2 separate regions of the Homo sapiens genome follow, and region 1 is linked to region 2. Evidence: read pairs that join two places in POLR2A ChIA-PET (ENCODE). Cell type or tissue: CD4-positive, alpha-beta T cell. All regions are shown on one strand. Each heading gives the region's core, and the rest is flanking DNA. Links, peaks and the distances in the headings are about the cores only. Region 1 overlaps N4BP2 (NEDD4 binding protein 2). Region 2 overlaps RHOH (ras homolog family member H).

The links. ChIA-PET counts read pairs that join two places held together with the same protein. Peaks named below come from ENCODE experiments on the same cell type or tissue, not always from the same donor. Only the 100,000 strongest peaks of a DNase experiment are listed, where the experiment ranks them.
Region 1: POLR2A ChIA-PET joins it to region 2 with 12 read pairs; 3 of 35 experiments call an interaction of 5 or more read pairs at or near these places.

The regions. Positions count from the first base shown.
Region 1 is chr4:40,126,535-40,136,224 of GRCh38, reverse strand. N4BP2 (NEDD4 binding protein 2) reads right to left here. Exons shown (of 18, transcript NM_018177.6): 13 at 4,306-4,424. Among named protein-coding and RNA genes, the nearest start is that of RHOH, 66 kb to the left of the region's middle. In CD4-positive, alpha-beta T cell, for the core only: no CTCF peak of the experiment used is centred there; no DNase peak of the experiment used is centred there.
Region 2 is chr4:40,208,766-40,218,455 of GRCh38, reverse strand. The region is part of intron 1 of RHOH (ras homolog family member H); the gene reads right to left. Among named protein-coding and RNA genes, the nearest start is that of RHOH, 17 kb to the right of the region's middle. RefSeq lists an enhancer at 5,005-5,054. In CD4-positive, alpha-beta T cell, for the core only: no CTCF peak of the experiment used is centred there; a DNase peak (open chromatin) is centred at 4,215; H3K4me3 peaks cover 4,649 bases; H3K27ac peaks cover 7,187 bases.

The DNA of each region.
Region 1 (9,690 bases), core at 682-8,681, 82 kb after region 2:
ACAGACAATAGACCTTTAAGCTGACATTTTTATTGTGTCAAATTCTACATTTACTTTTACCATGGGATTTTAGTCAAATTCTAAGCAGGGATACAGAAAAGAAAAACTTAAGCACTACCCTACCTCTCATCCCTGCATTATTCAGTCATATCTTGACGGTGATACTATATTATCTGTAGAATGAAATTCTACAAATCAACAAATGTCTGACACACTCACGTTCCAATATCTAAAGAAAATCATTCAAAAAAATTATATGCTGCTCAGTATTTCACACTATTTATGTCTCTCACCTCTTCCATTGGCCAGATACTGAGGAACTGACCATATACGAATATTTTTTGAAATCTGGTTAACTAGGCAGACATGGTGGCTCACGCCTGTAATCCCAACACTTTGGGAGGCCGAGGCAGGTGGATCACCTGAGGTCAGGAGTTCAAGATCAGCCTGGCCAACATGGTGAAACCCTGTCTCTACTAAAAATACAAAAATAAATTAGCCGGGCATGGTGGCGGGCGCCTGTAATCCCAACTACTTGGGAGGCTGAGACAGGAGAATTGCCTGAACTCAGGAGGCAGAGGTTGCAGTGAGCCGAGATGGTGCCACTGCACTCCAGCCTGAACAACAAGAGCAAACTCTGTGAAAGAAAGAAAAGAAAGAAAGAAAGACTGTAAACTAGTTCAACCACTGTGGAAGTCAGTGTGGCGATTCCTCAGGGATCTAGAACTAGGAATACCATTTGACCCAGCCATCCCATTACTGGGTATATACCCAAAGGACTATAAATCATGCTGCTATAAAGACACATGCACACGTATGTTTATTGCAGCACTATTCACAATAGCAAAGACTTGGAACCAACCCAAATGTCCAACAATGATAGACTGGATTAAGAAAATGTGGCACATATACACCATGGAATACTATGCAGCCATCAAAAATGATGAGTTCATGTCCTTTGTAGGGACATGGATGAAATTGGAAATCATCATTCTCAGTAAACTATCGCAAGAACAAAAAACCAAACACCGTATATTCTCACTCATAGGTGGGAATTGAACAATAAGAACACATGGACACAGGAAGGGGAACATCACACTCTGGGGACTCTTGTGGGGTGGGGGGAGGGGGGAGGGATAGCATTGGGAGATATACCTAATGCTAGATGACAAGTTAGTGGGTGCAGCACACCAGCATGTCACATGTATACATATGTAACTAACCTGCACATTGTGCACATGTACCCTAAAACTTAAAGTATAATAATAAAAAATAAAATAAAATAAAATAAAAAAGAAAGAAAGAGAGAGAGAGAGAGAGAAAGGAAGGAAGGAAGGGAGGAAGGAAGAAAGAGAGAAAGAAAGAAAGAAGCAAGAAAGCAAAAGGGAAAGAAATTTGGTAAACTAATTATCCAAAATAATGTGGTATTTTGCTATTCTTCAATTTATTAAAGACAACCCTTGAAAGGAAGCCATGTGCAACTACCAGTTCCACTTCCCCTCTCATCTTGCTGCCTCAGATATGCTCAACACAAAGGATATCAGTATTAGGGGCTGGATGCTACCAACAATTATCCACATCCTTTCTAGGCCTTAAAATCACTCACCTGCTGGAAGTCAGTCTCCAGCCCTGATGTTGTTTGAGGCAAACAGCCCTAGAAGATTACACCTCAAGCACATACTGTAGTAACTGAGCTCACCTACCCTTCTTACCAGGATGAAGCTGAACCTACTGCTAGCTGAGAGAATCAGCCAGCCGTTGGCAGACAAATGGAGGCAATCAGCCACCTAACATGAGGGCCCTGGCTGACCAATCACTGACCATCCCCAGAAGGACACACCCAGCCCCCTCCTTTGCCTGGGGAAGCACAACTCTGAGCTATTTCACCTCAGGCCTCTTGCTCTAGGTACTCATAGAACAGGAGTGGCCATATGCTAGCATCAACCTCTGGCATCTGGGAGATTTTAACACAAAACTCTCAGAAAATAGCAAGTTAGGTAGCAAAAATAAATAAGAAAATTAGGGATTGGAATACTACTTTTAAAGATTTGATTTAGGTGACATATTTAGAACTCTGCACACTCAGCAGAGAATAAATATTCTTAAGTACAGACTGGGCTGGGCACGGTGGTTCACACCTGTAATCCCAGAACTTTGGGAGGCCAATAGGGGAAGAATCCCTTGAGCTCAGGAGTTCAAGACCAGCCTGGGCAACATGGTGAAACTCCATCTCTACAAAAAATATACAAAAACTAGCCAGGCGTGGTGGCACGTGTCTATAGTCCCAGCTACTTGGGAGGCAGAGGTGGGAGGATCACTTGAGCTTAGGAGGTCAAGGCTGCAATGAGCCAAGATCGTGCCACTGCACTCCAGCCTGGGCAACAGCAAGATCCTGTCTCACACAAACACACACACACAAAAAAGTATATGTTGACTACTCCTCATCTGAAACACTTGGAATCAGAAGTGGCTGAGATTTCAGATCTTTCCAAATTTTGGAATATCTGTATATACATAATGAGGTATCTTGGGAATGGGGTCCAAGTCTAAACATAAAATTCACTCATGTTTTTATATGCCTTAAAAATTGGCCAGGGGAGGTGGCTCACGCCTGTAATCCCAGCACTTTGGGAGGCCAAGGTGGGTGGATCAGCTGAGGTCAGGAGTTCGAGACCAGCCTGGCCAACATAGTGAAACCTTGTCTCTACTAAAAATACAAAAATTAGCCAGGCGTAGTGGTGTGCGCCTGTAATCCCTGCTACTTAGGAGGCTGAGGCAGGAGAATCACTTGAACCCGGGAGGCGGAGGCTGCAGTGAGCCACGATGGTGCCACTGCACTCCAGCCTGGGAGACAAAGTGAGACTCTGTTTCAAAAAAAAGGAGAAAGAAATTCCAGGGTAAACAGAAAATCAAACTAAAATTTGAGATTTAGAAAATAATGAAAATTAAAATATGTATCAAAATCAAAACATATAGAGAAAAATTCATACCTTAAATGTATGTTATTAAAGACTGAAAGGAAATAAACTAACCAGAGTTGAAAATATACTAACAAATTTTAAGAGAAAGATATCAGTAAAAAATAAATGATAAGACAGCATAAAATAGACTTTGACCAATAAACCAAGATTCTCTCTCTGAGAAGGTACAAGCCCAGAACCTTCAAGGTACTAAGTTCTTTAAACTTTCCACAGCAGAGGGAAAAATGGCGGGCTGCCAGTTTATTTTATTAAGCCTGACACCAAATAAAACACTGAAACCAAAATCTGACAAAAATAGCCCAGGAACAGAAAAAAAAAAATCACAGACCAACACCATTTCATTACTATTGTAAAAATACCAATGAATTAGTAAATCAATTCCTACCTGCATTAAAGGAAAAAAAAAAAATCTGAAAGTAAAGTAGGTTTTATTCCAGAAATCCATTATTGTGATTGATATGAAATATATTAATAAACTAAAGATCAAAATCTATATTAGATTCTCAAAAGATTCTCAAAAAGTACCTATTTAAAACAAGCTCTTGTGAAGAATTTAAGAAAAATACATGATCAAAAGTATGTATTTTTCAAACCAGAGCATTCCTGATATACCTAACATAACACTACAATAATTAAAACAACACGGTGGCAACTCAGGATCTAACAAATAGCTCAATGGAATTAAAGTCCTTAAAATATATATTTGGAGATGTAGAATTACTGGTTATGTTTTATATAAGTGGGCAAAGATGATCCATTCATTTGGTTAGTCATTTGGAAAGACAAGTTAAATCTCTAGCTCATTTATAAATCTCTACCTCATACCACATACATAAAAAGGTAGACATTTAAAATAATAAAGAAAAATTTTTATAATATTAGGACATAACAGACTCCCTAAATAAAACATAAAACTCAGAAACAATAATGGTAAAGATTTTCTGTCCTGTAACCAATCTCCCAGATACTGAAGGACAACTGTATTTTGAGACACAGAGAGAGAGACCATGTTTACATAACTTATATTACAATATATTGTTATAATTGTTCTATTTTATTGTTAGTTATAGTTGTTAATTTTTTACTGTGCCTAATTTGTAAATCAATTCTTATTTATAGGAAAAAAACATAGTATATAGAGGGTATATAGAGGGTTTAGCTATATTCGTGGTTTCATGCACCCACTGTGGGTCTTGGAATAATACCCACAGATTAGGAGAGACTACTGTAGACTTACATTATTTTTGTTATCAGAAAAATAAACATGGCATATGCTTTCAGTGACATCAGAGTAGAAACTACAGACAATCCTTCTAGCACTCACTTGTGGTCCTTGAAAATGTCCACCAGAAAATTTTGGTTAATGGCTGGAAATATCTTAAAGAGCTGCTTCTCCTTTAGTTTAGTGGCACAATCTTTTTCAAACATAAGGGTCTCCCTTTTCTAAAACAAAAACATAAAAATCATGTTCAAGATGAAATGTGTAATACTAGAAACACTGACCAAAGGCATGGTTAACTTGTTGCAAAACTACTGATGATTTAAAAGCAATCACAGACTTTCTTTACGGATTAAAGGCTGAAATTAGTAATACGAGTACTCTTGCACTATTTATTTATATCTCATTTTTTGCAAAGTATTTGAAGTTGCTTATAAATATACACACACACACACAATCACATGTATACATGTATGTGTGGGCATCTGTATGTAAATATATATACACATACTGTCACACATGCATATCCAACACATTGAATCATTAAAAGGATGAAGATATAGAGGCATATATATACATACACACACATAAACAGGATAAAAATAAATGAAGTCAGAGAAAATAAAGATAAAATATAAGCTAAGGCTAGCAGTATTAGTATATAAATGCATGCCACAAAATCCTGTACAATTGCTACAAGTAGGCCACAAATTTAGTTCTGAGACTCTTAGTGGCCAAAGCAAAGGGGAAAACAAAGATTCTCAGTGTCCATAAAATAAAAACAAACCAGTTGCTCAGAAGTACAGCTTTTTCTGGTACTGAGACCTGAGAGAAATTTCCCCATGGGTCCTCATAAAAGTGACACTGTGTGATGCTGTGAACATCGTCCTCAAAACATATTCTCCTCAATGGGCAGAAACTACAGTGTACAAACAAGCTGCAAATTCAGATTGACAGAAATCTTGGAATTCACAATTTTTTTTTTTCAGTTTTTCACAAATATATTTACTCCAAAATAACTGTATAAGAATTATATTATTACTCACATTTCATATTTGGATCTGCTCTAAACTGTCAGACAAAAAGAACTTTCCTAAAAATATGCTATTTTAATTCTAACCTAAGATGATAATAAATATTCTTAAACATTGTGATATAACAAAATAATTTTGTTTGCTACAAAAATGCTGATGTCTGAAAAATAACTTCCTATACAGTTTCAAAGGCAATAAAATGACTGAAAATTCCTAAATTTAAAAATTACAATAGCTGAGGTAGGAGGATTCCTTGAACCCAAGAGTTCAAGACCAACCTGGCAACACAGCAAGACCCTATCTCTACATAAAATTGTTTTTTAAAAGCTGGCCAGGTGTGATGGCAAGAGTCCCAGCTGAGGTGGGAGGATGGCTTGAGCCCAGGAGGTCAAGGCTAGAGTGAGCTCAGATGAAGTCACTGCACTCCAGGCTGGACAACAGAGTGATACCCTATATCAAAAATAAATAAACAAAATAATCTGGGAAAATGCTAGAATTGTTATTTATTTTAAAGCTTAACCATACTTAGGCCATTTATAACACCAAACAGCAATAAAAGAGGAACCACAAGAGGTAACAATATGACTAAAAAGGAGTGATAAAGCTGAACATACAACAAGAGTGATGGAAACAAGCTACCTGAAGAATTTAAAATATTTCTGGCTGGGTGCAGTGGCTCATGTCTATAATCCTAGCACTTTGGAAGGCCAAGGTGGGCAGATCGCTTGAGCCCAGGAGTTCGAGACCAGCCTGGGCAACATGGCAAAACCCCATCTATACTAAAAATATATTTTATTTTTGGCCAGGTGTGGTGATGTGCGCTTCTGGTCCCAGCTACTTGAGGGGCTGAGGTGACAGAATTGCTTGAGCCCAGGAGATTGCGCCACTGCACATTCCAGCATGGGCAACACAGTGAAACCCAGCCTCAAAAAAAAATAAATTAAAATATTTCACATTTTACTTAAGATATGCATGTAATCTAAACTTACTAAAAAATTCAATCATCAGATTTTCTACCAATCTATCGGGTCAAAGTTTCTAAACTATAAATTCTGAGGTTTCATCAATGAACTAAAACCTTGTAACCTTAATCATCTTAAAATTAATTATTCTATTCATATATTATGTCTAAAGTTATATTTTTTGCTTTAAAAAATATATACAAAGTATATTTCTCCTTTGGGGACAAAGAGTGAGGACAGCATCAGGAAATTATCTGGCTGAGTGCAGTGTCATTTACACTTACAATCCCAGCACTTTGAGAGGCCAAGGTAGAAGGACTGCTTGAAGCCAGGAGTTCGAGACCAGCCTGGGCAACACTGCAAGACCTCATCTCTATTCGAGAAAAAAAAGAAAGAAAAAAATTATCTTTCTCAGGCTGCATGTGAAGGTAAAGGTGGGTATCCTTGGGACAAAGCCAACCAGCTTCTATTATATTACCCAATCTACAGAAAAACAAGAAAAGGCCAGGTGTGGTAGCTCATACCTATAATCCTAGCACTTTGGGAGGCCGAGGCAGGTGAATTGCTTGAGCTCAGGAGTTTGAGACCAGCCTGGCCAACATGGTGAAACCCCATCTCTTCTAAAAATACAAAAATTAGCAGGGCGTGGTAGCAGACACCTGTAATTCCTGCTACTTGGGAGGCTGAGGCAGGAGAATCGCTTGAACCTGGGAAGTGGAGGTTGCAGTGAGCCGAGACTGTGCCACTGCACTCCAGCCTGGGCAACACAGCGAGACTCTGTCTCAAAAAAAACAAAACAAAACAAAATAAAAACTAGCAGGGCATCGTGACTCACACCTGTAGTCCCAGCTACTTGGGAGGCTGAAGTGGGAGGATGGCTTGAGCCCAAAAGGCAAAGGTGCAGTGAGCTGAGATGGTGCCACCGCACTCCAGCCTGTAACAAAGCCAGACTGTGTCTCAAAAAAAAGAAAAGAAAAAGAAAAACAAGCAAAAATCACTGATAGCAAAAAAAAGGAGTAAGTTGTGAAGTCAAAAGATGCTCATTTGTTCACCTATTACATCAAGATATTAAAGGGAGGGTAGAACTGTAAAGACAAGTTTTAATAGTGGAAAATGGCATTTCAATAGAAAGTATCACACCATTTAAGCCTAAGTGTTAGAGTTTCCTTATTTTATTTATTTATTTTTTTTTTAAAGAAAATCCATTGCTGGCTGGGTGCTGTGGCTCATGCCTGTAATCCCAACACTTTGGGAAGCCGAATCACTTGAGGTCAGGAGTTCAAGACCAGCCTGGCCAACATGGTGAAACCCTGTCTCTACTAAAATTACAAAAATTAGCTGGGTATGGTGGCGCATGCCTGTAATCCCAGCTACTTGGGAAGCTGAGGCAGGAGAATCACTCGAACCCAGGAGGTGGAGGTTGCAGTGTGCCAAGAACGCACCACTGCACTCCAGCCTGGGTGACAGAACGAGACTCAAAAAAAAAAAACAGAAAGAAGAAAGAAAATTCATTGCCTCAAATTAATACATATATTAATTGAAGAGGCTATTTGACAGGACACTAAAATTTTAAGATCTACTGAAGAGGTTATTCCTTGGATTGCGTTAGGATACAAAGATGGGAATGGCAGTATATTTCTAATTTAGTTAACCAAGATAAATTTAAAAAATAAATATGAAGGTAGAGCAATCCCTATGCCTTAACTGGATGTATTACAGCCAAATATAAAGGTGCTCCTTTGTGCAGTCAAACGAATAAGAAAGTGTTAAAATGTTTTAAGAACACCATCTAAGAATTATTCTTTTCCCTTGAGAATTAGACTAAATAACCTCTAAGATGTTTTCCCTTTTGACCTGGAATTCTTTAATACTAATTTTCAGAATTCCAGAAAAGAGTAAGACGAAATCCAAACGAAATCTACTGCAAGTATGGCTTCATATATTTAGATATTTTGAAATAAAGACCAAAAATAAAATTCAAAGTGAAGCTTCTATTTGAAAAGGAAGAGTAATTTTTTTAATTCAAACTCATAAGTTTCTAAAATTTTTCTCTAAAATATTTTGTTTTGGCCAGGAATGGCGGCTCACGCCTGTAATCCCAGCACTCTGGGAGGCCGAGGCAGGTGGATCACAAGGTCAGGAGATCAAGACCATCCTGGCTAACACGGTGAAACCCCGTCTCTACTAAAAAATACAAAAAATTAGCCGGGCGCGGTGGCAGGCACCTGTAGTTCCAGATACTCAGGAGGCTGAAGCAGGAGAATGGCATGAACCCGGGAGACGGAGCATGCAGCGAGCCAAGATCGCACCACTGCACTCCAGCCTGGGCGACAGAGCGAGACTCCATCTCAAAAAAATATATATATATATTTTCTCAGAGATAGACATCTTTAATAGTAAGATAGACATTTCTTATTACTAATATATATAATTATCTTTAAATAAGATTTCCTTCATGTTTTTATAGAAATAAAAAAATAGAGGTAAATATTAAAAGCTGAAAAAGATGCAGCTGGCTGGGCATGGTGGTTCATGTTGATAATCCCAGCACTTTGGGAAGCTGAGGCAGGAGGATCACTTGAGCCCAGGAGTGTAAGACCAGCTTGGGCAACATGGCAAGACCCCATCTCTACAAAAAATAAAAGTAGCCAGGCATGGTGGCACATGCCTGTGGTTCCACCTACTTGGGAGTCTAAGACAGGAGGCTCACTTAAACCCAGGAGGTTGAGGCTGCAGTGAGCCTTATTGTACCATTGCACTCCAGCCTGGGCAACAGAGCAAGACCCTGTTTCAAACAAATAAAATTAAAAAAAAGAAAAAAAGAAGAAGAAGATGCAGCCGGTCAGGCACAGTGGCTCATGCCTTTAATTCCAGCATTTTGGGAGGGCAAGGCAGGTGAATCACTGACCCCAGAACTCGAGACCAGCCTGGGCAACATGGCAAAACTGTCTCTATAATAAATTCAAAAATTCGTGGGCATGGTGGCTCATGCATGTAATCCCAGCACTTTAGGAGGCTAAGGCAGGTGGCTCACTTGAGGTCAGGAGTTTGAGACCAGCCTGGCCAACATGGTGAAACCCTGTCTCTACTAAAATTACTAAAAATTAGCCAGGCATGGTGGCACACATCTGTTGTCCCTGATTCTTGGGAGGCTGAGGCAGGAGAATCGTTTGAACCCGAAAGATGGAGGTTGCAGTGAGCCAAGATTACACCACTGTACTCCAGCCTGGGCAACAGAGCGAGACTCCATCTCCAAAAATAAAATAAAAATACCCAGGCATGGTAGTCCCTGTTACTCAGGAGGCTGAGGTGGGAGGATCACTTGAGCCCTGGAGGTCAAGGCTTCCATGAGCTGTGATCACGCCACTGTAGTCTAGTGTGGGCAACAGAGCCAAGACGATGTATCAAGAAAAAAAAAGGTAAAGAAAAAGAAAGATGCAGCTCAATCACCTATACAGTTAAATCTAAAACAACACAAACTTAACATGGATGGC
Region 2 (9,690 bases), core at 823-8,822:
CCTAGCACGTGTCTGATTTCCAAGACTGTGTTCAGTAGCCCCTGTCTTAGATTTACACAAGGTAGAACAGAATTTGGGCATGTTTTCCTGGGAACATGTTCCAGCCCAGTTTAGAGTCCACTGGTCATTGTAGACAGAACGTGCATATAATAAATACCTGAGAGAGCTCTCGGAAGCTTGGAGAAACCACCAGCTCATCTGCAGACTCTCAGTAGCAGAACAACCACGTGGCCAAGGAGGCTGAGAGGCCTAGAGGTGAGTGTCCTTTGGACTCGATGAAATCCTTCCGTTCTCCAAAGCATCCTCGTGCTTTGCCGGACAAAAAGGCAGCCGTGGGTCATTATCACTCACTTGCCTCCCAAATGTTCATACCAAGGACAGAAGTTTTGTACCTTGTACAAAGCACTCCATACCTTAAAACAGTCAAATATCATGGACCAGATGTCCATCAGGAGAGCAACTGGTATATGCTCTAAACTGGAAAGGTGCTCCCTGACCATCTGCTCTTAGAAGGGTGATTTGTGGCTGTCACTAGGTTACCCACAGCTCCAATATGGAGTTGGACATCCATCTTTGACGCCACTCGAGTAGCACACACAGCTATTATCGACATGTTTGAAACCAGGAGGCATAATCCTAATTCCGTTTCTAGCAGCAGGGACTTTCAGAAAACACACTCCTTGTGGAATTAATTTGCCATTTCTATTTATTTTTGCCTTAATTTGTCTCTACTTCTAAAATACAAGTCAAGCTGCCACACAAAATAACTTGTATAAGGTGGGAGGAAGACAATATGCCTCTTTTATCATTGAATTCCTTACTATTGTAGAACAATATTTAATAATGTGGGGAAAAGTATGTGACAACATTGTTATATGGATCAAAGAAAGGCAAGTTCAAATCGGTATGTGCAACGTAATCCTGATTTTTTAGTAAAAATAGAGAGAGGAAAAAAGTAAGAAACTATACTAAGATTTTAACAATGCTCATACTGGTGCAATTACAAATTTTTTGTGTGTGCTTATCTATGTTTTCTGAGTTTCCTTCACAGACATATACCACTTCTATAACAAAAAAAAAGTAAAAATAAAATCGCATGATCCTTTGTAAAAGAAAATACAAACACATCCTGTCATTTCTTCCCGGGAAGAGGTAACATTTGCTAGTGTCACTGGATAGTCACTTTAAGAAAGTATGGCCCAGCAGGACTGGATCCTGGGTCAGGATTAACCCCTAACTGATGAAATTACTTGAACAACTCCAAGACCCCGACCCTCCTGCCACATCTGACAGAGGAGCAAGTCTCAGTAGGTCTGTAAGTTCCCTTCTCACTCATTCTAGAAGTCCTCAGAGCAGGTCTCTTTCACACACCACTCAAAACAATTTTTTAAATTTGTAATATTCCAGTGATTTGGACTGTGTCCAACCCATCCTGCTCAGCATGCTAGAAAGATTTCTAGGAGAACTAAGATCCTAGGAATATTGGTTTCTTGGATAATATCATTGGATTCCACTGTAATGACTTATGGGAACTTGTTTCCTTTCGTCATTGAGACCAGAATAGTCAAGTTAGTCAAAATCTGAAAGATCATCTTCTAATCCTGCCCCCAAATTTCAGTCATCTGATAACCATATTTGAACTATCATTTATGTGGTATGTTTTAAAAATCAACTCTAAGTGAACTCATATGGCCTTGTCCTAAGCAATTAAATAGATGAAATCATAGATTTGATTGTCACTTATAATTTTTTTCTGAAAACATTCAAAGAAACATATACCTACTAAAAACATTTTTTAAATGCTTGCCCTAAAAAGATCTTGTTTCCCACCATTGGTACACACATTGTGCTTGGGGAAATTTATATCCAATCCAATCCTCAAAGTTTTCAGAGAAACTGACACTTAGAGAAATAAACCTCTTGCCTAAAGAATCATATTTTTGTCAAAAGTCCTTATGTTTTTATTTTTTGTTTCTTTTTTTTTATTGAGATGGAGTCTCACTGTGTCGCCCAGGCTGGAGTGCAGTGGTGCGATCTCGGCTTACTGCCACCTCTGCCTCCCGGGTTGAAGCAATTCTCCTGCCTCAGCCTCTGGAGTAGCTGGGATTACAGGCACCTGCCACCACGCCCGGCTAGTTTTTGTATTTTTAATCGAGACGGGGTTTCACCATGTTGGCCAGGCTGGTCTCAAACTCCTGAGCTCAAGCAATTCACCCACCTCGGTCTCCCAAAGTTCTGGGATTACAAGCATGAGCCCCTGTGCATGGCCTAAAAACCATTTTCTTAAAAGTATCAAAGAGCTAAAAAAAAAAAAAAAAATAGCAACTGTCAGGCCAAAACCTAAGAATAAAGGAGAAGCCAGTGAGGTAAACAGCATTTGTCAGCTGAAAGAAATGGCGATGAAAAAGCGGAAAACGAGCTGCAGTTCCGATGGCTTCATGGGGCAAGGATGACAGAAGTCAAAGGTCAGAGTCCACCCAGGGTGGAAAAACTAATGGACCCCAATATATATATTTTACTTATTTGTTTGTTTTTTGATACAGAGTCTCGCTCTGTCACCCAGGCTGGACTGCAGTGGCGTGATTTTGGCTCACCACCCTCTCCACCTCCCAGGTTCAAGCGATTCTCATGCCTCAGTCTCCTGAGTAGCTGGGATTACAGGCATGCACCACCACACCAGGCTAATTTTTGCATTTTTAGTAGAGATGGGTGTTGGCCAGGCTGGTCTTGAACTCTTGACCTCAAGTGATCCACCCGCCTTGGCCTCCCAAAGTGCTGGGATTACAGGCGTGAGCCACTGCGTCCCACTTCCCAATACATATATTTTAGCCAGAACCCCAAAGGGTACACCATAAGGGTAAGGGTGAGTCAGAAGTAATTCCACCCCCTTCCCTATCCCAAGAAACTGGAGAGGGGCATTACCTTAGACTCTGTTTAGAGAAGGAAGGAAAGGAAGGAGGGAGCGAGGGAGGACCAGGAAAAGACACACAGTGCTTGAAAGATTGGAGTCCACCCAGGTAACTGGCATAAGTTTTCAAAACCCTCTCTGAAGAAATATTTTTATCCGAGGCCTTGGGAAACTCATACCAATCATTTTTCTATGGCAATGAAGAGCCCACAAAGACAGACCTTTTATTATCTTAAGGCATGCATTACTACCTAAAGCAAGAGGGACAAAAGGAGAAGAGAAATTGCGGTGGTGCTCAAAACTCATGGTCTCCTATTTCCCTCATTCTCAGGACTCCAGCTTGGCACCCACTCCTGATACCCCTGATGTCTCGTAAGAGGAACCTCGCTGGACATATGGTGTTGCAGTTTGAAAGAAAATGGGCAGCCTTACCGGGTAGTTTTTATCAAGATAATGAATTTGCCATGTTCTTGGCTTCACCTCTTACCCTCAGAAATCTGATTCCCTCAACTAACAAGAAAGTATATGACTTTACAGTCACAAGATTTGCTTATATATCGGATGCCAATTCATTTGCTGACCATGAGAAACGCAGCTCTCGTCAGGACTAGAATACCATCAACACAGCCTGTGTATTCTTTCCCCACGGGGAGAGCCATTGGAAAGCCAAGCTATGACACCAAGACATTCCCTGGTCAACAGGGACTCAGAGTGGAAGGAGGTGACTGAATGATCCAAGAATATGCATTAGCCTAAGCCTTACCCTCTCCCCCATGGTCTTATCCATGGGATCAAAACTGGGGAAGTCCATTAGCCAAGGTTCTCTCTCCACTGATAATGCATGGATGGGCACTGCCAGAATATGATTCTCAAACATGCCTGTTTTCCATGGATGACTAACTCCCAACTTTCTGATTAGTATCTCTTCATATGAATCCAACTTCTCCAGAGGACTCTAATCCTCTTCATGTAGTAGGCTTCCCTAGGCTTGCCTTGGTAGCCCCAAGCCTACCTGAAATTACTTTCAAGAGACAATTGTAACTCAGAGGCTGAGGTGGGAGGATCGCTTGAGGCCAGGAGTCTGAGACCAGTCTGGGCAATATAGTAAAACTCTGTCTCTAAAAAATAAAAAAGAGACAACAAAGAAATACAAAAGAGCCCACCCCAGGACGTAAGCATTAGCTAACCTTCTGAAATCTCATAACCCCAAAGTGAATTGAAATGTACCAGAGGGTAATCCCCAAACACCATCTACCTTTCTCTAACCACCTCGCCACCTGTGCATGATGCCCATATCTTGTAACCTTCTCGTATACTGTGCAAACATTCATCAGAAAGCTTCCTTCCGCCCCGCCTTCCCCAAAGTGCCACCCGTACCACCATCTGCGAACCAAATAGCAAAGGAGGAGATTAAGGAACCTGCATCACATCAAGCAAGTCTTCACAGTACTGTATGCTTCATGCATTTAAGCTTTTAAAATAAAGGAACTAGGCCAGGCACAGTGGCTCACACCTGTAATCCCAACACTTTGGGAAGCTGAGGCGGGCAGATCACTTGAGCACAGGAGTTTGAGAGCAGTCTGGCCAACATGGTGAAACCCTGTCTCCACTAAAAATACAAAAATTAGCCGGGCGTGGTGGCACACACCTGTAATCCCAGCTACTCAGGAGGCTGAGCAGGAGAATCACTTAAACCTGGGAGGCGGAAGTTGCAGTGACTGGGGATCATGCCACTGCACTCCAGCCTGGGAGACAGAGCAAGACTCTATCTCAACAAAAAAGAAAAATTTTTAAAAAGGAACTAGAAGAAGGAAAATTACAATGGAGAGGCTCAGGAGCAGCGGTCTAGGGCAGCTGTCCTCAGATGACCCATCTGAGTGCAATCGCTACCCAGGTACCATCTGGAATTTTTGCCTCCACTCCTCTCTCACCAGAGCGATTCTTTGGTAACTAGGAACTATGCCCTCACATCTGTTGTTATTAGTTGTCTTAACCAGACCCTAACAAGGATTTTTTTTAGAGAATTTTTGTTTTGTTTTGTATGAAGAAATCTTACTAAATCTGACTAAAATTAAATTTTAAAACCTCCCAGAAGACTCTTCCGTGTTCCATTTCCCATGAGGCTTTACAAACCTGGCCCAAGATGGGTGTGTGTGTGAGAGAGAGAGAGAGAGAAAAAAAAAAAAAGAGAAACGAGAGAGAGAGAGAGAGAAGTCAGGAACTAGAAGAGTGAGACCCACACTTGCCATTTTTCTAAAACAAGGTTCAAGGCAACTTTCACTATCATAGTTAGCTACCCATGGGTAAACTGTGTCTCCTCTTTTTTGCACCGTTGTTCACATAATGATACAGAGGGTTTTGTTTTTGTACCACACAAAAAGTCTGTTTTCCCTTCTCCCTCTTTTAATGATATTCTCCTGGCTGAATTCTAGTGTCTTCCCAACCATGAGTCATCTCTGCTATTCCTGCATAAAGTAGAGTGTTCTGGGCCTCTCACTTCTAAGAAGGACTATAGTTTAGAAAAATCTGATAAGATGATAAGATCCCCACAGCACACGTCTCGCTCTGAGATTATTAGGGACTCAGTTTAGGGGAACCTTCCCTATAGGGAGATGGCAAAGGAAGCAGTTCCCCAATCTATCAGCAGTGGCTGCCATCCACATGATAAGGATCCCCTGCAAGGAAGTCTGACCCTGGGGGTTTCAGCCAGCTGGCACGGCCAGCATCCAACAAGTCCCCATCAGGGAGCATCTTACCAGAAGGTCCCTGCTTACATGGAGTGAATCAAGGGTGATAAAAAGTCCTCTCCCTACCAAATATATCTTCCATCCTTGGAGCAGCCCTTTCTCTTGAGGTTTGGTACTTTGTTGAAATGCAAATATCCCTGAAAGGTAAAGACTTTTTTTTACCATTAGCATGTTTACACAAATGTGCATCCAGTCCCATTCTTTCCTCAAAGCCAGTTTTGATTGGAGGAGAAGGAAGTTTTTTAAAAAATCACCTATATACAAAAGAGAGGTGAGGATCAGAAGATATATCTTCCTGGGCATTAATCCTATTCTCTCGCCCATTCCCAGCTAAGTGCAAGCCCTCGTTGACTTCAAATAGCACCGGTAGCCCACCAGTTTTCCATGTCATCTGTGGATTATCTGAAGTGACATTAATCTGAACTCTCAACAATATCAATCATGCAATAATTCCTCAAACGTGTTGCACTCTGACGATAGGCTGGCAATATTCTAGATTTTGCACAGAGGACAAAGGAAACTGAGGAAGTCTAATCCATCCCAAGGTCAAGTGTCCAATGTATGGATGAAGATTGCCTAGGTTCATAATATTGATCATAACGAAGATGTTAAGGAAGGATTTGGCAGTTAATTCGCTTCATTTGCTATCCACCCTACAGTCCTAGGAAGTATCTGTATTCATAATTTATAAAGCAGTTGAGGCCCAGGGTAGTGAAGTCAGGGCAGCCTCCAAATTTAATCATCTAAATCATTATGTACCCTGGGAGTTGTTTACAATGTTTTCCTGGGAAGATGTATTTTTAAAGCATCGGATGACTCAGAAGCATAGTCCAGCTGGAGGAATACTGTTAGACAGCTCGGGGCAGCTTTCTCAGACAGCTTTTCATTTGACCATCACAATTCGAGAAGGAAGGATTTTGACATTATAATTCCCATTTTACAACTGAAGCAGCTTAGGCACAGAAAAAACAATCCAGCTAAAAAGTAAAACAAAACAAAACAAATCTTCTCTCTTTTTCCATTTTATTTCCTTTTCATCTCTTACAAACAAACTAACGGAACTATCAGAACTAATTATCTCATGCACAATCATTTATGACTCCACTGTTTGCAAAACCTCTTTTGGTCTTTGTACCATCCACATAAGAGCAATCAAACAGCTCGCTAAAAATCCTGTGAAACTACCCCCAAGACATCACCTATGACGCTTAAATGTCTTCCTGCATCACTTCATTTTTGCCATTAAAAATAATCAACATTACACTTTGGGAGGCCGAGGCAGGCGGATCACTTGAGGCCGGGAGTTCAAGACCAGCCTGGCCAACATAGTGAAAGCCCGTCTCTGCTAAAAATACAACAACAAAAAAATTAGCCAGGCATGGTGGTACACGTCTGTAATCCCAGCTACTTGTGAGGCTGAGGCACAAGAATCTCTTGAGCCCAGGAGGCAGAGGTTGCAGTGAGCTGAGATTGCACCACTGCACTCTGGCCTCGGTGAGAAAGAGAGAGGCTGTCTCAAAATAAATAAATAAATAAAATTTAAAAAAAATAGAAATAAAGTATATGTTAAATAAAATGTTGTTTGTTCCATTCAACTTACAAAACATACCTCTTGAGGGACTAGTGTGCTAATATACAAAGATATACATCGAAATAAGACACAGTTCCCACTTTTAAGATGTTTACAGTACAATGAGAGAAGACCAACAACAATTACAACATAAAGTAAGCTGTTCATTAATTTAATGTATGACATTCTCTACGGCACGCATTGTTAGTTTGCCACTCCATACCTGTGCCTCTCTTTGTCATCAGTAATAGATAATACGTAAGCTTCAGGCAATGGATCATGTTTGGTCTAGCCCAGTATTTCTCAACTTTTTTTCAACATCATCTCCCTAAGAGCATTTTTAGACGCTTTTTTCCTAATTGCCCCATGCATGAAATTTTAATACCATAGACAAATTATATGTCTGCATATATGCTGTATGTATAACTGTGCTTTATACATATAGAGTGGGATATTTTTCCTGCCTTTTCCCTCCCACAAAAGCAATATCCTTCCCTTAAGGGATGATATCAACAGCACCACCCCATCTACGCCCCACCACAACCCTCACCCTATTCTCCACCATGTTCCCCACACCCACCCACCCTGCCTGTTAGGAATGTATGCTCTAAGGGAATTGTTAATAATAAGTCTATTTCCTGTTTCCCACCTTCACGGCAGCTGGAGTGGCTGTGTAACCTAGTTCTACCAATGACACGGAAGCTGATATCTGGGAGGCCTCCGGGAAAATTCTTGGTTTCCTGGAAAATGAGACAACCACTGCCAACTCATCCTCCTTTCCACCCCAACCTTCCCGTGCGTCTTGAATGGAGTACATGGCTAGAAGCTGCAGCAATCATCGTGCAGCCATGACAAAAGACAACAAAATGGCAGGCAGTCTTATTGAGCCATTGGCCCAGGGCCGGAAACGCAGACCTCCGAATTCCTGTTACGTGGAGAAATGAATCCTGGTTGCTTTAAGTCCCCGTTGGTAGGTATTGTATCACTTTCAATTACACAATTGTTATACAAAGCATTGTTCATTGATCAGCTGGGTTCATTACAAGCAATAGCTGTCCTCTTATGATCATGAATTATTGTTAAACCAAGCCGGAAAGAAACACAGAAACACACACACACACACACACACACACACACACACGCACACAATGTAATCAGGAATATTACACAAATCAGACACGAGATTTCACTCCGTTTAAGAGGAAAAGTCTTTTTCACTAAACGAATCAACTTTTCAAAGAGTTATATGATATTCCAACTAATATTTGGCATTTTGAATTAACAAACTTTTAGATATTTGGTATTACTGTGTAGAGAAATGGCCATGAAAAGATACAAGGTAATTTTCCTTTATTTTCCTACTTTACACAGAATGAATATATTTATGATTTACCTAGAAGATATGTCTTTCAAAATATTTGAAAGTCAATTCTTTTCTAATTGAATATTTAAGATGCATAAGGAAAATGTGCTTCTTAAAGGATCTCTTGACTGGGCGCCATGGCTCAGGCCTGTAATCCCAGCACTTTGGGAGGCCGAGGTGGGTGAATATGCTTGAAGAATTCAAGACCAGTCTGGGCAACATGGTGAAACCCCATCTCTACAAAAAAATACAAAACTTAGCCGGCATGGTGGTGCATTCCTGTAGTCCCAGCAATTCGGGAGGCTGAGGTGGGAGAATCACCTGACCCCAGGAGGTGGAAGGTGCAGTGAGCCATCATCATGCCACTGCACTCTAGCCTGGGCAACAGAGTGACATCCTGTCTCACTAAAAGAAAAAAGAAAAAAAAATCTCTTTGGGAACCTTTTTACAGGTTAAAATGTAGAAATAATCGTCTGTATTCATCACTTGAATATTTTATATTTTGCTTAAAGCCTGATACTAGCTAATGCTAATTATCTCATATTTTAAAAACAGAAACCACTCACAAACTTAACTGATAATTCCAACATCTCTCACTAAAAGTCGTTTTCTATGCTTTGAGAAACTCAAAATCCCTCTAAATCTAAAGAGCCTCTAAATTTTATTAGATACAATTTAATTATAGACTTAGGGCTTTCAAAGCATTAGGTTTCTTTCAAAATGTCAGAAAAAACTCTCATGTCAGAATCATTTTAACTAATTTCTTTATTAACCTCACACCAAAAACTGACATTCTGTTAATAAGGATTATTGGCCTTTTTTATATACAAACAATATATGCTACTTATAAAAAAGACAGGAAAAAATGAAAAACATTTTAAATCATGTAATCTTATCACACACTAGATAATTTCTAACATATTTATTTACCTCCATATTCTGAATTCATGTATAAGAATACATATATAGGCCTTTTTATATTATAAATACAAATATTATATGTATATATTTTTTGAGACAGGGTCTCACTTTGTCACCTTTATCACCTTATACATTTCTGTTGGGCATTTTAAGTTGTTTCTTGGTTTCTCTATTATTAGCA